Linked DNA regions of Homo sapiens: region 1 is linked to region 2. Evidence: chromatin loops called from intact Hi-C (ENCODE). Cell type or tissue: K562. All regions are shown on one strand. Each heading gives the region's core, and the rest is flanking DNA. Links, peaks and the distances in the headings are about the cores only.

The links. Hi-C counts contacts between places; a loop is a spot of excess contacts. Peaks named below come from ENCODE experiments on the same cell type or tissue, not always from the same donor. Only the 100,000 strongest peaks of a DNase experiment are listed, where the experiment ranks them.
Region 1: it touches region 2 in a loop (16-fold over the local background); 1 of 110 quality-filtered maps calls a loop at or near these places.

What each region holds. Positions count from the first base shown.
Region 1 is chr1:26,388,391-26,396,716 of GRCh38, forward strand. No RefSeq gene overlaps it. Among named protein-coding and RNA genes, the nearest start is that of LIN28A, 18 kb to the right of the region's middle. In K562, for the core only: CTCF peaks have their summits at 3,283 (motif pointing left) and 8,074; DNase peaks (open chromatin) are centred at 3,271 and 8,091.
Region 2 is chr1:26,186,269-26,194,549 of GRCh38, forward strand. It overlaps CNKSR1 (connector enhancer of kinase suppressor of Ras 1), which reads left to right. Exons shown (of 21, transcript NM_006314.3): 15 at 900-973; 16 at 1,143-1,214; 17 at 1,966-2,039; 18 at 2,174-2,235; 19 at 2,330-2,429; 20 at 2,504-2,685; 21 at 3,011-3,616. The coding sequence ends at 3,280. It overlaps CATSPER4 (cation channel sperm associated 4), which reads left to right and starts at 4,334. Exons shown (of 10, transcript NM_198137.2): 1 at 4,334-4,572; 2 at 5,019-5,162; 3 at 7,519-7,620. The coding sequence starts at 4,360. RefSeq lists an enhancer at 4,220-5,037. In K562, for the core only: CTCF peaks have their summits at 3,672 and 4,295 (motif pointing right); DNase peaks (open chromatin) are centred at 3,693 and 4,323.

The DNA of each region.
Region 1 (8,326 bases), core at 131-8,130, 200 kb after region 2:
TGATCTAGCAAAGAGTCTGGACCATGAATCCACCCTCTCCTGTCCACCTGCCAGCTGCAGAGCACTCCAAGGACGCTCTCCCAGGGCCCCAGGGTTTTCATACCCTTGGAGAGGATCTCCAATCCCCATCTCATCAGTGACCTCATCTTTAAGGTTCACTGGGCAACTTCCTCCCTGTAAAAGCCTCTTAGAGCCCAATTCAGCAAGCTATCCTACCTCTGAGGGTCCCCAGCCCTCAGTACAGACAGACACCTCCTCAGGTCTATTCTACTCTATGTCATGATGACAGTGGGAAGGGTATGAGGCCTGGATGACTTCTAAGCCCCATCAGCCACAGCCTACCTTGGGCAGGCTATTGAGCCTCTATGAACCTCTTTCTGCACCTGTGAAATAGGGTTGCTAATACCCACCTTGTTGGAGAGGTCACCCACATAACGAATTTACTCAGGGCCTAACTACTATTCAACAGATGGCTATTTTCCCCTCCTGTCCCCTCTCCTGCCATTTCCTTCCAGATTATATCGTCTTACAGGGCAGAAAAAGAGCCTGAGCATTTATTTACCCACATCCACACCCCCACACAGTCTCACATACATGGGTGCTGTCTGACAAAACATGTGCAATGAATGAGTCAACAACCAGAAGCTCACAGCCGAAATCACTCCATTCATTTTGTCGATTTGTGTGGTGAACAAATGTGTCCTAAGTCTCAAACAGGGGCCGGACCCCATGCTGGGGGCAAAGGATATAAAGGAGAGGGAAACAGGGTCCCTGCCCTCAAGGGGCCCCTGAGCTGTGATGAAAGAGACAAGTCAGTCATGCATTACAGTCCAGTGCCATGACTGGGCCATGGGTTTGGAAAGTCCTGGATTCCTCGTGAAGGGACCTTTGGGATTGCAGAAAGAAGATACCGGACAGAACTGGGAGATCTGGATTCTAGCCTCATTCTGTCACTAGCTTGCTCTGGAAGTGTCTTCAAGTCACTTCCTTAGTTTCCACATCTTAAAATGAGTGCAAGGAAGAGGGGCACCTGTGTGCTGTTCAATGTCCCCTCAGAGACAGACTCTTGGGCAGAGGATTCTGTGGGCCTGGGGCTGCTTTTGTAACACCAGAGCCTCCTGCTCCTGCACACTTACCTTGTGCCCACTTGGGTTTGCCAAGCAGGGACCTTGTTCCCCACCACCCTCTACCCCTGGCGTTCCCTGAGCAGTTGGGGGGCTCAGCCTCTGGTTTTGCGGTTTCCCTCGAGCTAGCCGTCACAGCAGCTCTGTGTGCCAGTGAGGGGTCAGGCTTTGAGAGGGTGGTGGGTAAGGGGAAGGTATCACCTTCCAAAGTAACCTCTGAGGGGCAGACTGGTGGCTACTTTGAAGCAGACTCTCACCACCACCACTCTGTTTCCAGGAAACCCCCACAGGCTGAGGGAAGGAGGGGCTTTGAAGAAACATAGCCTGGTACAAGGCCTCCTGCACAGAGGAGGACAGCCTCAGGGCCTGAAGGGCCAGCCAGTTTTGGAGGGGCATCTAGGAGCAGAATGAGGAGGAAGGGGCAGGGTTAGTGATTTTTGTTTTGTTTTGTTTTGTTTTGTTTTGTTTTGAGACAGGGTCTTGCTCTGTCATCCAGGTTGGAGTACAGTGATGCAATCACAGCATACTGCAACCTCAACCTCCCAGGCTCAAGCAATCCTCCCACCTCAGCCTCCTGCATAGCTGGGGCTGCAGGTACGTACCACCACTCCCAGCCAAGGTTAGTATTGAGAAGGTCAGGGGATCAGATTCTCAGAGAGCAGGTTCTGTGTCTTTCCCATCTGACCAGGGGTTCCCCTGGTTGAGTCCTGGTCTCACCTTGAGATGAGGAGGCCCCCACAGGGTGGGCTCTGTGCCTTCTATTAATATTAGATTGACCGGGCATGGTGGCTCATGCCTGTAATCCCAGTACTTTGGGAGGCTAATGCAGACGGATCATTTAAGATCAAGAGTTCAAGACCAGCCTGGCCAACATGGTGAAACCCTGTCTCTACTAAAAATACAAAAATTAGCCGGTCGTGGTAGCAGGCACCTATAATCCCAGCTACTTGGGAGGCTGAGGCAGGAGAATCACTTGAACCTGGGGTACGGAGGTTGCAGTGAGCTGAGATTTTGCCACTTCACTCCAGCCTGGGCAGAAGAGCGAAACTCCATATCAAAAAAAAAAAAAAAAAAAAAGGCCGGGTACGGTGGCTCACGCATGTAATCCCAGCACTTTGGGAGGCTGAGGCGGGCAGATTACCAGGTCAGGAGATCGAGACCATCCTGGCTAACATGGTCAAACCCCATCTCTACTAAAAATACAAAAAATCAGCCGGGCATGGTGGTGGGCGCCTATAGTCCCAGCTACTCGGGAGGCCGATGTAGGATAATGGCGTGAACCCGGGAGATGGAGGTTGCAGTGAGCCGAGATCGTGCCACTGCACTCCAGCCTGGATGACAGAGTCAGACTCCACCTCAAAAAAAAAAAAAAATCATTTGCACACATTACTTAACTCCTCCCAAGGAGAAGCCCTGAAGCTTAAGCTAAATCTACCTCTGTTCCACTCATTCCTGGAAGACAGGTTTTGAGTTTGATTACTTTGGAAAGGCCTCAGAGGTCTGCTGGCTCTCTGTCCTTGCCTTCTCTTTAAAAAAAAAAAAGTGATTACCAGGAAAATTGCGCCTTGGGAAATGGAGGCCCCGGCTGTGTGTGTGCACGTGTGTGTGTGTGTCTGTGTGTGTGTCCACATGCATGCATTCTACAATTTAAAGGGTTAAACCTCCAACCAAAGCTGAATCCAGCTGTGCACAGGTTTCTCTGTTCATCCCTCTAAAGGAACCTTGATCTTCTCTGCTTCAAGGTCTGTATAAATTGTTCCCTCTGCCTGAAACACACTCTCAACACATGCACACACATACAAACGCCCCCCCTTTACCTCTTTTTCACATTTTCTTTGGTCAAGATTTAGGCATCTGTTAAGTCTCTGTTTCAAAATCAGTTTCTGAGGAAAGCTTTTTTCTGATCTCCTTTCCCTTAAATTAAATCACTATAACTATTTGTTCACTGTAATCCTGCCCTGCTGGTGCCACAAGGCCTGGAACCTCATTTGTCTGTGTATCTATCTTGTTCATGCCTGTATTTTTCCAGTCTGTGGCATGGTGTCTGGCACATAGTGGCACTCAAACAACGTTTCAATGTATGAATGAATGAATGAACAACGGAACTTAGTGATGGTGGATGAGGAAAGGGGTCATGTGGGGTAAGGGTGTCCCCTGCTGGACATTGAGAGTACCCAGGGCATCCTCTCTGAGCTGGGAAGAATGACTCTCGGTCATAAATTTCCTCCCTGAGGGGCAGAGTTGGGGAACCTCACCTTATGCCCAGACTGCTGATGCATGCCTTCTTCTTACCTCTATCAGCCCCCACACCACTGTCCTCCCAGCCTTCAGAGCATCCGTCCCCACCCCCAGTGGCCTGACCCACCCTCCCCCACGCTGCAGACCACATCAGCAAGGCTGTGGAGCGCCACAGCGATTTCTGCATCCTCTCCACAATGAATATCCACCCCCTCTTAAACCTTTTGCTTTGAATAAGAATAGGCCCAGAGTCCTCCATCGATCCTCTTTCCCCCTCCTCCCAAATCAATCAATCAGTAGTGATTGGCTGGGACACTGGGGTGGAGGTGGACGAGGACTGGTGGGTGAAGAGCAAGGAAAGTTGGTGGGGTGGTGGTGGGGTAGGTGAGTGTGTTTCTGAAACAGGATCCCGCTAAAAGTATGGCAGAACAGTGGATTTCTCTGGAGGAGAATAGTTGGTGAGAAGATACCTGGGATGAGGTATTTAGAAAAAGGTGAATGAGAAATTCCTGACTACTGTCTTTTTTTTTTTTTTTTTTTGAGATGTAGTCTTGCTCTTGTTGCCAAGGCTAGAGTGCAATGGGGCAATCTTGGCTCACTGCCACCTCCACCTCCCGGGCTCAAGTGATTCTCCTGCCTCAGTCTCCCAAATAGCTGGGATTACAGGTGCCTGCCACCAAGCCTGGCAAATTTTTTGTATTTTTAGTAGAGATGGGGTTTCACCATGGTAGCCAGACTGGTCTCGAACTCCTGACCTCTGGTGATCCACCTGCCTCCGCCTCCCAAAGTGCTGGAATTATAGGAGTGAGCCACCGCACCCGGCCTCTGACTACTGTCTTGGCTGACAAAAGGGTAAAATACCTCCAGTTTATATAAAGTGTGAGCACAATGGGAGGAGGGGGTTCATAAAAGATTGGACTAAGAGGAACATGGTGAGGAGCACGGGGGTTCTGTGAGGGGAGTCAGGGCTCAGTGCTAAGGACATGGAGGAGTAGAGAGGGCAGGAGGAAGCCTCTTGGCCGAGGGTAAAAAGAAGTGGGTGGGGGTCAAAGAGAGATAGAGGTCACTTCTCTTCCAGTGAGGATGGGAAGAACCAGACCACACCTGTGACTCTCCATATAGTTCCCATCCCTGGCCCCTCCCCCAGCCATGCCCCAAAATGGGGCTGGGGAAGAGTGACAGTTACTTAATGACTCTGAGTCCCACTAGCTCTTCTGGGCAGCCTATGGTCACTGGGGGGCCAAAGGGGACTGAAGCCAAAGTCCAAGTTATTGATCTCTGGCCCCAAAGGTCAGCTTCAGGGGCAGAGGGAGTGGTGTTGCCATGGTGGGAGACTCGAGGGACCCCACAACAGAGGGGCTGTGCTGCAGCCCAGTTTTCACGTCTGCATCCTTAGTGCCCCATGATCCTATACACACACACACACACACACACTCCCACACCCCTCTATCCTGTCTTGCTTGAAATTTCTGCCTGATGGGATGTCTCAGAATAGACTCTTGGGTGTCTAGCCTTTGGGGTGTCTAGGGAGTATAAAAGGAGAGCCTTAGATGGAATTATTTATTTACTACTACCCCCGTCCCCAAGACAAAGCCCTGGGAGTCCATGAACTCTTTGGTGAATCCCATTAAAAAAAACACCAATCTGGTTGTCAGGAAGAAAGGATGGCAACAATTTTTGCTGTGTAGCCTTGACAAAGCATTTACCTTCTATGAGTCTTAGTTCCCTTATCTATAAATGAAGGGATTGAATCAGATGAGCTCTAAGTTCCTTTCCGGATAAGTGACCTAAGATTCTGAGGAATTAGAGGGGACAGGCCTGACAGCAGGGGTTAGGAGTAAGAACTAGGTTAGGTTCGGGAGATGGTAAAAACAAATTCTTGGACTTGGAAATAAAATCTGCATTCTAATTTTGGCCATTATTAACTGTGGAAACTGGGGCAAGTCATGCATTTATTAATTCAACAAACATTTAATAAGCAATTACGTTATCCCAAGCTTTGTGCTGCATACTGACACAATGAACAAAACATAGTCCCTGGCTTATGGGGTTTACATTGTAGTGGTCAGTGGGAAAGAAAGACAAATAAGCAAATATATATAATACAGTGGGACAAATGCTCTGTCACAGATGTGTAGAGCACTATAAAAAATGGGAAAGGGGGCCAGGGGCTGGGACTCACACCTGTAATCCCAGCAATTTTGGGAGGCCGAGGCGGGGGGGGATCACCTGAGGTCAGGAGTTCGAGACCAGCCTGACCAACATGGTGAAACCTCATGTCTACTAAAAATACAAAAATTAGCCAGTCATGGTGGCAGGCGCCTGTAATCCCAGCTACTTGGGAGACTGAGGCAGGAGAATTGCTTGAATCCAGGAGGCAGAGTTTGCAGTGAGCTGGTATCACACCACCACACTCCAGCCTGGGCAACAGAGCTAGACTCCATCTCAAAAAAAACTGAAAAAAAAAAAAAAAAATGGGGAAGGGACTGGGAGCCATGGCTCACACCTATAATCCCAGTGCTTTGGGAGGGAGGAGGATTGGTTGAGGCCAGCAGTTCAAGGCCAACCTGGGCAACATAAGGAGACCTCATCTTTATAAAAATATGTTTTTAATTAAAAAAACAGAGAATAGGGCCAGGCACAGTGGCTCATGCCTGTAATCCCAGCACTTTGGGAGGCCGAGGCAGGCGGATCACAACATCAAGAGTTTGAGACCAGCCTGGCAAACATGGTGAAACCCCATCTCTACTAAAAATACAAAAATTAGCCAGGTGTGGTGGCACATGCCTGTAATCCCAGCTACTTGGGTGGCTGAGGTGGGAGGATTGCTTGAACCCAGGAGGCAGATGCTGCAGTGAGCTGTGATCGCGCCACTGCCCACCAGCCCAGGAGACAGAGCAAGACTCCGTCTCAAAAATAAAAATAAAAGAGAATTAATAGTGATCAGCAAAGTGAAAGTAAGGGAAATGGTGCTTCAGGCAGAGGGGTAATCATGGAGAAACCCTAAGGAGAAAGAGAATCAAGCTATTGGAGGCCCTAGAGCGTGCATTGTGACAGAAGTGAGAAGGGGAAGGACAAGGAGTACAGTTGGCAGTAAGACTGGTACTGGGGGCAGAGATCTGCCTCCTCTGCAAAAATGCGATAACAATGTGCCCACCTAATCTCCCTCTTTTTCTGGCCGCCTTGTTTTCCAGGGTCTAGTGATATAATGAATGGGAAAATACTTTGTGGTCTGAAAAGCACTGTACAAAGTAGTACACAGACACTAGAAAAGAGCTGTGGATCACTGAGGATCAAGCTGGGTAAATCTGGCTTTGGGCTAACTTCCAGAAAAACAGTGGAAAATTAACCAAGATTGAGACATTGAGCCTTTAAAAACCTTAGGTCACAAAACTAGAGAAGATGAGGACTGGAGTTTGAACATAAAACATGACCCCAGAGTCTTTGCAAAAGAGGAAGGGGACTTGTTCTAAGGACCCCAGTGGATAGAAGCTATAGAGACTAGGTTGAATTCAATGGAAGAAATAACTTCTTATTTTTATTTATTTATTTTTTGAGGTGGAGTCTCGCTCTGTTGCCCAGGCTGGAGGGCAGTGGCACGATCTTGGCTCACTGCAACCTCCGCCTCCCAGGTTCAAGCAATTCTCCTTCCTCGGCCTCCCCAGTAGCTGGGATTACAGGCATGAGCCACCACGTTTGGCTAATTTTATTTTTATTTTTATTTATTTTTATTTTTATTTATTTATTTATTTATTTATTTATTTATTTGTATTTTTAGTAGAGATGGGGTTTCACCATGTTGCCCAGGCTGGTCTCGAATTCCTGACCTCAGGCGATCCTCCTGCCACGGCCTCTCAAAGTGCTGGGATTACAGGTGTGAACCACTGCACACAGGCAGAAGAAAGAACTTTCTAACAATCCCAACTATCTGTGGATGGGCAAGGCATTCACAGCAGTAAGTTCCCTGTTGCTGGAAGTTTGCAAGCTGATCTGGACAATGGCTGGTGTCAAGCTTGGAGTATGGGAGAGGGTCAGCTGATCTGCAAGGTCTATTTGACTTTGAGAGTCTTGGAATCAAGGATCTTGGAATGTCCATTCCCTTTGTTCCATTCCCTCTCCTTTAATAGAACAGGAGTGGAGGCTCTTTTCAGAACCTCACGATGCTGCTTGCATTCAGGAGAGGCTGGAACGGAAAATGGACAGCTCCATGCATCTGTCTTTCTGTCATCCTTCCTCGATGGCTGAACCACAGGGACCCAGTGATAAGGAGAGGGAAGGGACAGACTCCTATCATTTGGAGGCCTTGAGTCCGGCATGGCTTCTTCTTTTTTTTTTTTTTTTTTTTAGACACAGTCTCGCTCTGTGGCCCAAGCTGGAGTGCAGTGGCGCGATCTCGGCTCACTGCCACCTCCACCTCCCGGGTTCACACCATTCTCCTGCCTCAGCCTCCCGAGTAGCTGGGACTACAGGCTCCCGCCACCACGCCTGGCTAATTTTTTGTATTTTTAGTAGAGACGGAGTTTCACCGTGTTAGCCAGGATGGTCTTGATCTCCTGACCTCGTGATCCGCCCGCCTTGGCCTCCCAAAGTGCTGGGATTACAGGCGTGAGCCACCGCGCCCAGCCAAGTCCGGCATGGTTTATGTAGAGTTTGGTGTCATCTCAGATGCCATTGCTGAAATGCAGTGTGCCCTAGTGGTTAGGAGCATGAACTGCAGCATGGGACTGACCTGGATGGGTCACTTCCTGTCAGTTACCATGAGCAAATTGTTTAATCTCTGAGACTCTGCTTTCTCATTTTAAAAATGGAGACAATAGGCCGGGCGCGGTGGCTCACGCCTGTAATCCCAGCACTTTGGGAAGCCGAGGCGGGCAGATCACGAGGTCAGGAGATCCAGACCATCCTGGCTAACACGGTGAAACCCCGTCTCCACTAAAAAATACAAAAAAAATTACCCTTGCGAG
Region 2 (8,281 bases), core at 282-8,281:
ACAAATGCATGAGCAAGCTCTTCTTGTTTGGTTTTTTGGTTTTTGTTTTTGAGACAGAGTCTTGCTTTGTCACCCAGGCTGGAGGGCAGTGGCATGATCTCAGCTCACTACAGCCTCAGCCTCCCAGGTTCAAGCGATCCTCCTGCCTCAGCCTCCTGAGTAGCTGGGACTACAGGCACATGCCACCATGCCTAGCTAAGTTTTTTGTTTGTTTTGTTTTGTTTGAGACGCAGTCTCGCTCTGTTGCCCAGGCTGGAGTGCAGTGGCGCAATCGCAGCTCATGGCAACCTTTTCCTCCCAGGTTCGAGCAATTCTCCTACTTCAGCCTCCCGAGTAGCTGGGATTACAGGCACCTGCCACCATGCCTGGCTAATTTTTTGTATTTTTAGTAGAGATGGGGTTTCACCATGTTGGCCAGGCTGGTCTCGAACTCCTGACCTCATGATCTGCCCGCCTCAGCCTCCCAAAGTGCTGGGATTACAGGTGTGAGCCACCACACCCGACCTAAGTTTTTAATTTTTTGTAGAAATGGGCTTTTTTCCCAGTCTGGTCTCAAACTCCTAGGCTCAAATGGTCCTCCTGCCTTGGCCTCCCAAAGTGCTGGGATTACAGGCATGAGCCACCATGCCCGGCCTTCAGGCTCCTCTTTTTTTTTTTTTTGGCTGTTTCTCTGATATCTTTGGCTCCCCTTTCCTGGCTTAGAGGCATCCTTTGGCCACATCTCCTACCCTGACCCCAGATTCCAGCCCTGAGCTCCAGAAACAGAGAGACTTGTTAGAGAGCCCAGGAGATGCCTTCTCCTCTCCACAACTCTCAGGAGCCCGAGGGGTAACTAGGAGCTGACTGGGCCTTGAGGGTATTGGGGTTCCAACCTGACCCTCATGCTGTGATCCCCCCAGGATGAGAAGGCTGAGGGCCTCATCAATGTCTCCAACTATAGTCTGGAAAGTGGACATGATCAGAAGAAGAAATAGTTAAGTCTTGGGGTGTGATGGGCTGGGGGATGGAGACAGAAAGGGAGAGGAAGGGTGATGGGGTAGCAGTGGGAGGTGTGGCAAGTGGCTGGGGCGCCCAGAATCCAGCCTCTCTGGGCTGTGGGTGGGCACGCCCAGGCTGAGTGATGCTCCTCCACTACCTGGCAGTGTGTTTCAGCTCACCCATGATGTGTACAAACCCTTCATCTTCGCTGCTGATACCCTGACAGATCTGAGCATGTGAGTGCCGCCTCCCTTAGCCCCTACTCTCATATGATTCCCAAACTCTGTGAGCTTGGGAGCCTAGGCTCAGGAGCCTGGAGATACAAATTCCAGCTCTCTGAGAGTGGTTGGTCAAGATACTCACTTCTCTTTCTCTTTTTTTTTTTTTTTTTTTTGAGACAGAGTCTCACTATGTCACCCAGGCTGGAGTGCAGTGGCGTGATCTTGGCTCACTGCAATCTCCGCCTCCTGGGCTCAAGTGATTCTCCTGCCTCAGCTTCCTAGGTAGCTGAGACTACAGGTGCCTACCACCATACCCGGCTAATTTTTGTATTTTTAGTAGAGAGGGGGTTTCACTATGTTGGCCAGGCTGGTCTTGAACTCCTGACCTTGTGATCCGCCTGCCTCGGCCTCCCAAAGAGCTGGGATTACAGGTGTGAGCCACTGCACCCGGCATCTCTCTTTTTTTTTAATTAAAAAGTTTTGTGGGGAGATGGGTTTGCCCTAGCTGGTCTCAAACACTTGGCCTCAAGCAATCCTCCTGCCTCAGCTTCCCAAAGTGCTGGGGTGACAGACGCGAGCCACCGCACGCAGCCAGTACTCACTTCTCTAAGCCTCAGTTTCATCATCTATAAAATGGGTGACTAAGAGTTCATCCCTCTCAGAGTTGCTCTGAGGATCATTAGAAGATGATGTGGGTAAAAAGCCCCCAGCATACAAGAGGGCCCCAGTGGATGGAAACCCTGTGAGACCTGCTTGCTCTCCATAGGTGGGTGCGTCATCTCATTACCTGCATCTCCAAGTACCAGTCTCCAGGCCGGGCCCCCCCACCCCGAGAGGAAGGTAGGTGTCTCGCAGGGTTGAGTGGGAGGAACCCTCACCTGAGCCTGTGCCTTTCCTGGGATGGGGGCTAGGAACTCAAATGCCCTAGGCCACTCCCTGGCCTCCCAAAAACCCACTGCTGCTCCTCACCCCAGACTGCTACAGTGAGACCGAAGCAGAGGACCCGGACGATGAGGCTGGGTCCCACTCAGCCTCGGTGAGTGGGGGGCTGCCGGGGGTAGGAGGTGGGGATAAACAACAGGGCGTGGAGCTCAGACAGAAACCCTCTGTGCTTTCCACCCTGCCTGCAGCCCAGCCCTGCTCAAGCTGGGAGTCCCCTCCATGGAGACACATCACCTGCAGCCACCCCCACACAGCGCAGCCCACGGACCTCCTTTGGCTCTCTGACAGGTGCTGGGCTGGAGTTGGGAGCTGGGCTGGGGGCTGGGGTGGGCACATCCTCATCCTGCTCTTCCCTCCCACAGACAGCAGTGAAGAGGCACTGGAAGGAATGGTACGGGGGCTGAGGCAGGGTGGCGTGTCCCTCCTAGGCCAGCCACAGCCCCTGACCCAGGAACAGTGGCGGAGCTCTTTCATGCGGCGCAACCGAGACCCTCAGCTCAATGAGCGAGTGCACCGTGTGCGGGCGCTACAGAGCACACTCAAGGTCAGCTGGGGGGCTCTGGGCACAGCAAGGGACTAGGCTCTGGGCTTCAGGCTTTGGTTTGCGGCTGTCACCTCCACCCTGGGCACCAGACTCCAGACTCCAGACTCAGCTCCGGACCCTGGGCTTAGCAGCTGACAGCGGGCTCAGCTGTGGACTGGGCCAGGCTCTGGGTTCCGAGTGGGGATTTGAGTCTCACCTAGGCTCCTCGTGCCACGCTGGCCAGGTGCTGGCTTCCAGGCACCGGACCTCCGGAGTGAAGTCTGGCCTCGGGCTCTGCCCACTTCCCTGGGTGATCATGGTCCCTTAGCCCCTCCTCTCCACACAGGCAAAGCTGCAGGAGCTGCAGGTCCTAGAAGAAGTGCTGGGTGACCCTGAGCTGACAGGAGAGAAGTTCCGCCAGTGGAAGGAGCAGAACCGGGAGCTGTACTCAGAGGGCCTGGGGGCCTGGGGAGTGGCACAGGCTGAAGGCAGCTCCCACATCTTGACCTCTGACTCCACAGAACAGTCCCCCCACTCCCTGCCCTCTGACCCTGAAGAGCACTCCCATCTCTGCCCCCTGACCTCAGAGAGCAGCCTCCGACCTCCTGACCTCTGACCCTGGCCAGCACTCTAGCTCCTGACCTTTGACCCGAGGGCCACCTCAACCCCAGCTTCTGACGTGTCCAGGACAGAGCATCCCTGGATTCTGTTCAGGGTGGGAAGTAGTACTGCTAGTCATGGTCTCACCCCGAGCTGACCCCTCTGCCTGGGCTTTGTGCCACCCTCTCCCTTGCCAAAGAAGAAACTCTCCCCCCAAATCCTCCAACCTCTGGGGCCACAGCCCTGCCCCTCCAGTTCCTTGGCAGTTCTCCCCCAAACCAGGTCTGTACAGGTGTTCTTTATTTTACATGAGGGCTACTTTCCAACCAAATAAAGTCAATTTTTCTAAGAATGAGTCTACATGTAACTTTACTTCCATATTCGAATTGGAAATCTGCCCCCCTGTGGGGACTGGGGTGAGTGCTCTTGGCCAGAGGGTGGGTGGCAGACCCTTCGTGCAGCCCGTTGGCCTGGGCTCTGTACCCGAGCTCCAAGCCTGCCAGGATGGTGGGGGATGACCCATGGCTAATGAGGGCTCCGACTCATGTCCACCTCTCCCCAGCTCTTTGAAGGCTAATGGTGATCTCCTACCCCATTCCCGGGGGGCACACAATGAGAAACTTCCACTTTGTAGATGGGGAAATGCACTTTGCACGGAAAGGTGGTGGGGACAGTCCTGGAGACTGGGCTGGTAGGACAGGGCAGCTGGTGGGGAAGGGTGCAGGTTGAGGTCTGCCCTGGGAAGGCCCTGGGGAAAACACTTCTCTCCTTCACTCCTCATTCCAGCCTCACCTCCACCTCCTGGATCCAAGGCAGGGACATGTCCCTGTGACTCCATTCAGGCTGCACGGGAAATCTGACCTGCTCCCATCAGCCTCTGACTTCCAACCCCAGCCCAGCATCCCCACAGCATCCCCAGACTTCCTCTGTGGGATGCGGAGGAGGGCCAATGGGAGGAGCTTCTCTCCAGGTTGGAATTCCTCAGTAGAATGCAGACGGCTGGAGGTCACAGAGGCCTCTGTGATATCACCACGAGGGGGAGTGAGACCACTTGGAGTGAAGATTCTTTGAGGAGAAGGAAGAGACTGAGCAAACATGAGGGATAATGAAAAGGCCTGGTGGCAGCAATGGACCTCCCATACAGGCCTCGAGGGGTGGGGCGGGACTCAGGAGGACCGTATGGGGTTTGGAGGGGCAGTAGCTGCACTGAGGGGCCGCCCCTCTCCCCTGCAGAGTACCATTCACGAGTCCTACGGTCGGCCAGAGGAGCAAGTGCTCATCAACCGCCAGGAAATCACGAACAAAGCGGTAAGGATAGCTCTCGCCCCACAGTGGCCCCTTCTGCAGCTGTGCTCATGGGCAGCAGGCCCTCATGGTAACTCTGCCCCTCTACCCTCTAAACGCCCCCAGAAGACCCTCCCTAGCACTGATCCCTGAGTGACTGCCCATGATATGTTAGTAACTCTCTGGCAATGCCCCCCATAGGAACCCTTATATAACGATCATCTTCACTATCAGAGAGCCCAAAGAGATTCTCTGGCAATGACTTCCACAAAATCCCCCGATAGTAACCCACTTTTAGTGGCCATTTAGATAGTGATCTCTACACTGATGTCTCCATTCCATGATCCACTCTCAGATGATTTCCCCCCTCTAGAGTGGGCCCCAGGAACCCCCATTCTCTAAGAGCAAACCCCCAGGCAGAGGCTTCCTATGGTGACACCTGCCTGAAGGAAGGTCCTGCCCTCTTCCAGGACGCCTGGGACATGCAGGAGTTCATCACTCACATGTACATCAAGCAGCTGCTCCGACACCCCGCCTTCCAACTGCTGCTGGCCCTGCTGCTGGTGATCAATGCCATCACCATCGCTCTCCGTACCAACTCCTACCTGGACCAGGTGGGATGCCAGCATGACCTCTGCCCCACTAACCCTAATGGGGGGCCTGGGGCAAGAACTCTTCCGGCCTCAGGCTCCTCATCTGTCTATGATGGTTGGATTGGATGCTCTTCAAGGGTCTGTCAGCTCTGACCTTCTAGGAATCTGGAGATCAAGGAAGACTTCATGATGGAGAGGGCTCTGCAGCCTGGCTTTGAGGAATGCATTGGATTTGTACAGGAGGGACAGGAGAAGAATGGTGTGAGCAGAGGGAGGCAAATGGGTGCCTTGTGGAGAAGGGGTATCCAATTCTAACCAGCAGTCACTAAGGGAGAATCACTCAGTGCCAGGCACTGACTGTGCAGACTGCCAGGGTCCCAGGGATAATAAGCACAACTGGGTCCTGTCTCAGACACACAGAAACTGTCATTACAAGTGCTCAAGTAGCACCCAGAGTACATGGAGGCTCAACGAAGGCACTCGAACCTAATCTCAGGGGTCAGAGCTGGCTTCCTGGAGAAAGTGACACTGGAGCTGAGAGTAAAGAAGTAGGATGTGATCTCAGTCACCACAACAAAGAAACAGAAAAAAAGAGCACGTAGGAGTTGGCCAGGCAAAGAGAGGTGGGGGAGACTTTTTGGGGAAAAGAAACAGCATGTGAGAGACTTCTCTGTGTCCAACTTGAAGTTTAGTGTGACTTATCCTTGATGTTTTAATTTCTTTTTTTTTTTTTTTAGAGACAAGGTCTCACTCTGTCACCCAGGCTGGTGTGCAGTGGCGCCATCTTGGCTCAATGCAGCCTTGAACTCCTGGACTCAAGTGATCCTCCTGCCTCAGCCTCCCAAGTAGCTAGGACTACAGGCACGAGCTACCATGCCTAATTAAAAAAATGTTTTTGAGCCAGGCGCAGTGGTTCATGCCTGTAATCCCAACACTTTGGCAGGCCAAAGTGGGTGGATCACCTGAGGTCAGGAGTTCAAGACCAGCCTGGCCAACATGGTGAAACCCCGTCTCTATTAAAAATACAAAAATTAGCCAGGCATGGTGGTGGGCGCCTATAATCCCAGCCACTTGAGAGGCTGAGGCAGGATAATCGCTTGAAGCAGGGAGGCGGAGGTTGCGGTGAGCCGAGTTTGTGCCACTGCACTCCAGCCTGGGCGACAGAGCGAGACTCTATCTCAAAAAAAAAATTTTTTTTGTAGAGACAGGTTCTCGCTCTGTCGCCCAGGCTGGTCTGGAACTCCTGGGCTCAAGCAATCCTCCAGCCTTGGCCTCCCAAAGTGCTGAGATTATAGGTGTGAGCCACCATGCTGGGCTGAGGACTATTTAGAATGCTTTTTTGAATAATGGTGTGGATGTCCTATTGTCTCCAGTGGCCATATGTGACAGTGGGCCCTAAGGCACTGAGTCTGTTGCACTTTGGGGTAAAGCGCACTTTTGGGGAGGACACTTTGAGAGGTCAAGACAGGCAGATCACTTGAGGTCAAGGGTTCGAGACCAGCCTGACCAACGTGGTGAAACCCCATCTCTACAAAAATACAAAATTAGCCAGGCATGGTGCGCACGCCTATAATCCCAGCTACTTGGGAGGCTGACGTAGGAGAATCGCTTGAACCCAGGAGGCGGAGTTTGCAGTGAGCTGAGATGTCACATTAAAAAAAAAAAGAAAGAAAGGGAGGAGACACGGTGACTTGGGTGACTGCTAGGTGGAGTCGGGCACTATGGGGGCTGTTAGTGGGGTCGCAGCCATAAGGAAGCTGAAGGAGTTTCGAGGTTGAGAGAAAGTGAATTGGGCTCTGGACAGACCCCAGTCACCCATCTACCAATTCATCCATCCAGGGTGCATGTCCTGGACCCATGAGTGGCAGGATACCCAGGAGTTTGGTCAGGCCTAACTTGGAGTATTTGGAGAGCTGGAATAGCAGGAGAGGTTAGGACAGATGGAGCTTGGTGTTCTCCACCCTCAGAGGCCAGGCCTTTTCCTCCCAATCCTGGAGGCTGTTCTGCCTCTCCTACCTCCCTCTCCAAAATATCCCTATTCTAGAAGTTAGGGACAAAAGTTCATAGTCAGACAACCATCTTTATCAACTAGCTGTGCACACAGGCGCCACTCTGATTCCACTTCTGTAAGACGGGAATAAAACCTACTTTGCAGGACAACAGTGATGGTAACATGAAGTGATGTGTGATAGCCCCAGCACAGTGCCTGGCACGCACAGGCAAAGTGTGTTTTAAAGGAAGTGACAAGGTTGCTGAGGACCAAGAGCAGCAGTGATACGGGACTTCCCTCCCCTACATACATCCTCTCCCTGCCGGCTTGCCCAGGCCCTGCTCCACTGACCTCTCTGCCCCTCTTTTTTCTCTGTCTCCCATGTAGAAACACTATGAGTTGTTCTCTACCATAGATGACATTGTGCTGACCATCCTTCTTTGTGAGGTTCTCCTTGGCTGGCTCAATGGCTTCTGGATTTTCTGGAAGGTGAGATCCTGAGCCCTTTGCCCCTACTTCCCCCTGGGGACTGCACACCACCCAGTCTGCCCCTGTACTCCTGGCCCTACAAACTGAGGGTGTGAGTATGTGTGTGTGTGTAGACAGAGTGTGTTAGTTCAGAGATGTGTATGATGTGGCAGAAAGTAACTGGTACTAGAAGTGCAGCCTCCCTGGGCTCCAATTCCAATCCCTGCTCCAGCCTTCCCCAGCTCTGTAGTCTTGGACAAACCTGACTTCCTTGTCTGAGAAATGGGGCTGAAAGCATCTACCTTAATTTACAGAGATCAACAGGGATCAGCACACTTTTTCTGTAATGGACCAGATAATAAAGATTTTAAGCTTCATGGCTGTACAGCCTCTGTTACCATGACTCACCTCTGCCATGGCAGCACAAAAGCAACCATGGACCACACATAAATGAAGTGGGCATGGCTGTGTTCGTGGACACCCAAATTGGAATTTCATGTAATTTTCATGTGTTATAAAATCTGATTTTCCCTATTCACTTGCTTTACTCCTACTTACAAACTCATTCAGATGTCTTCTCTTCCAGGAAGTCTTCTTGTCTCTCCCAGGCTAGGTTAGGTGCTGCTTTGTGTCTCCATGATGCTATGCACTTATTTTTTTTGCATGGAGTTAAAATTTTCTG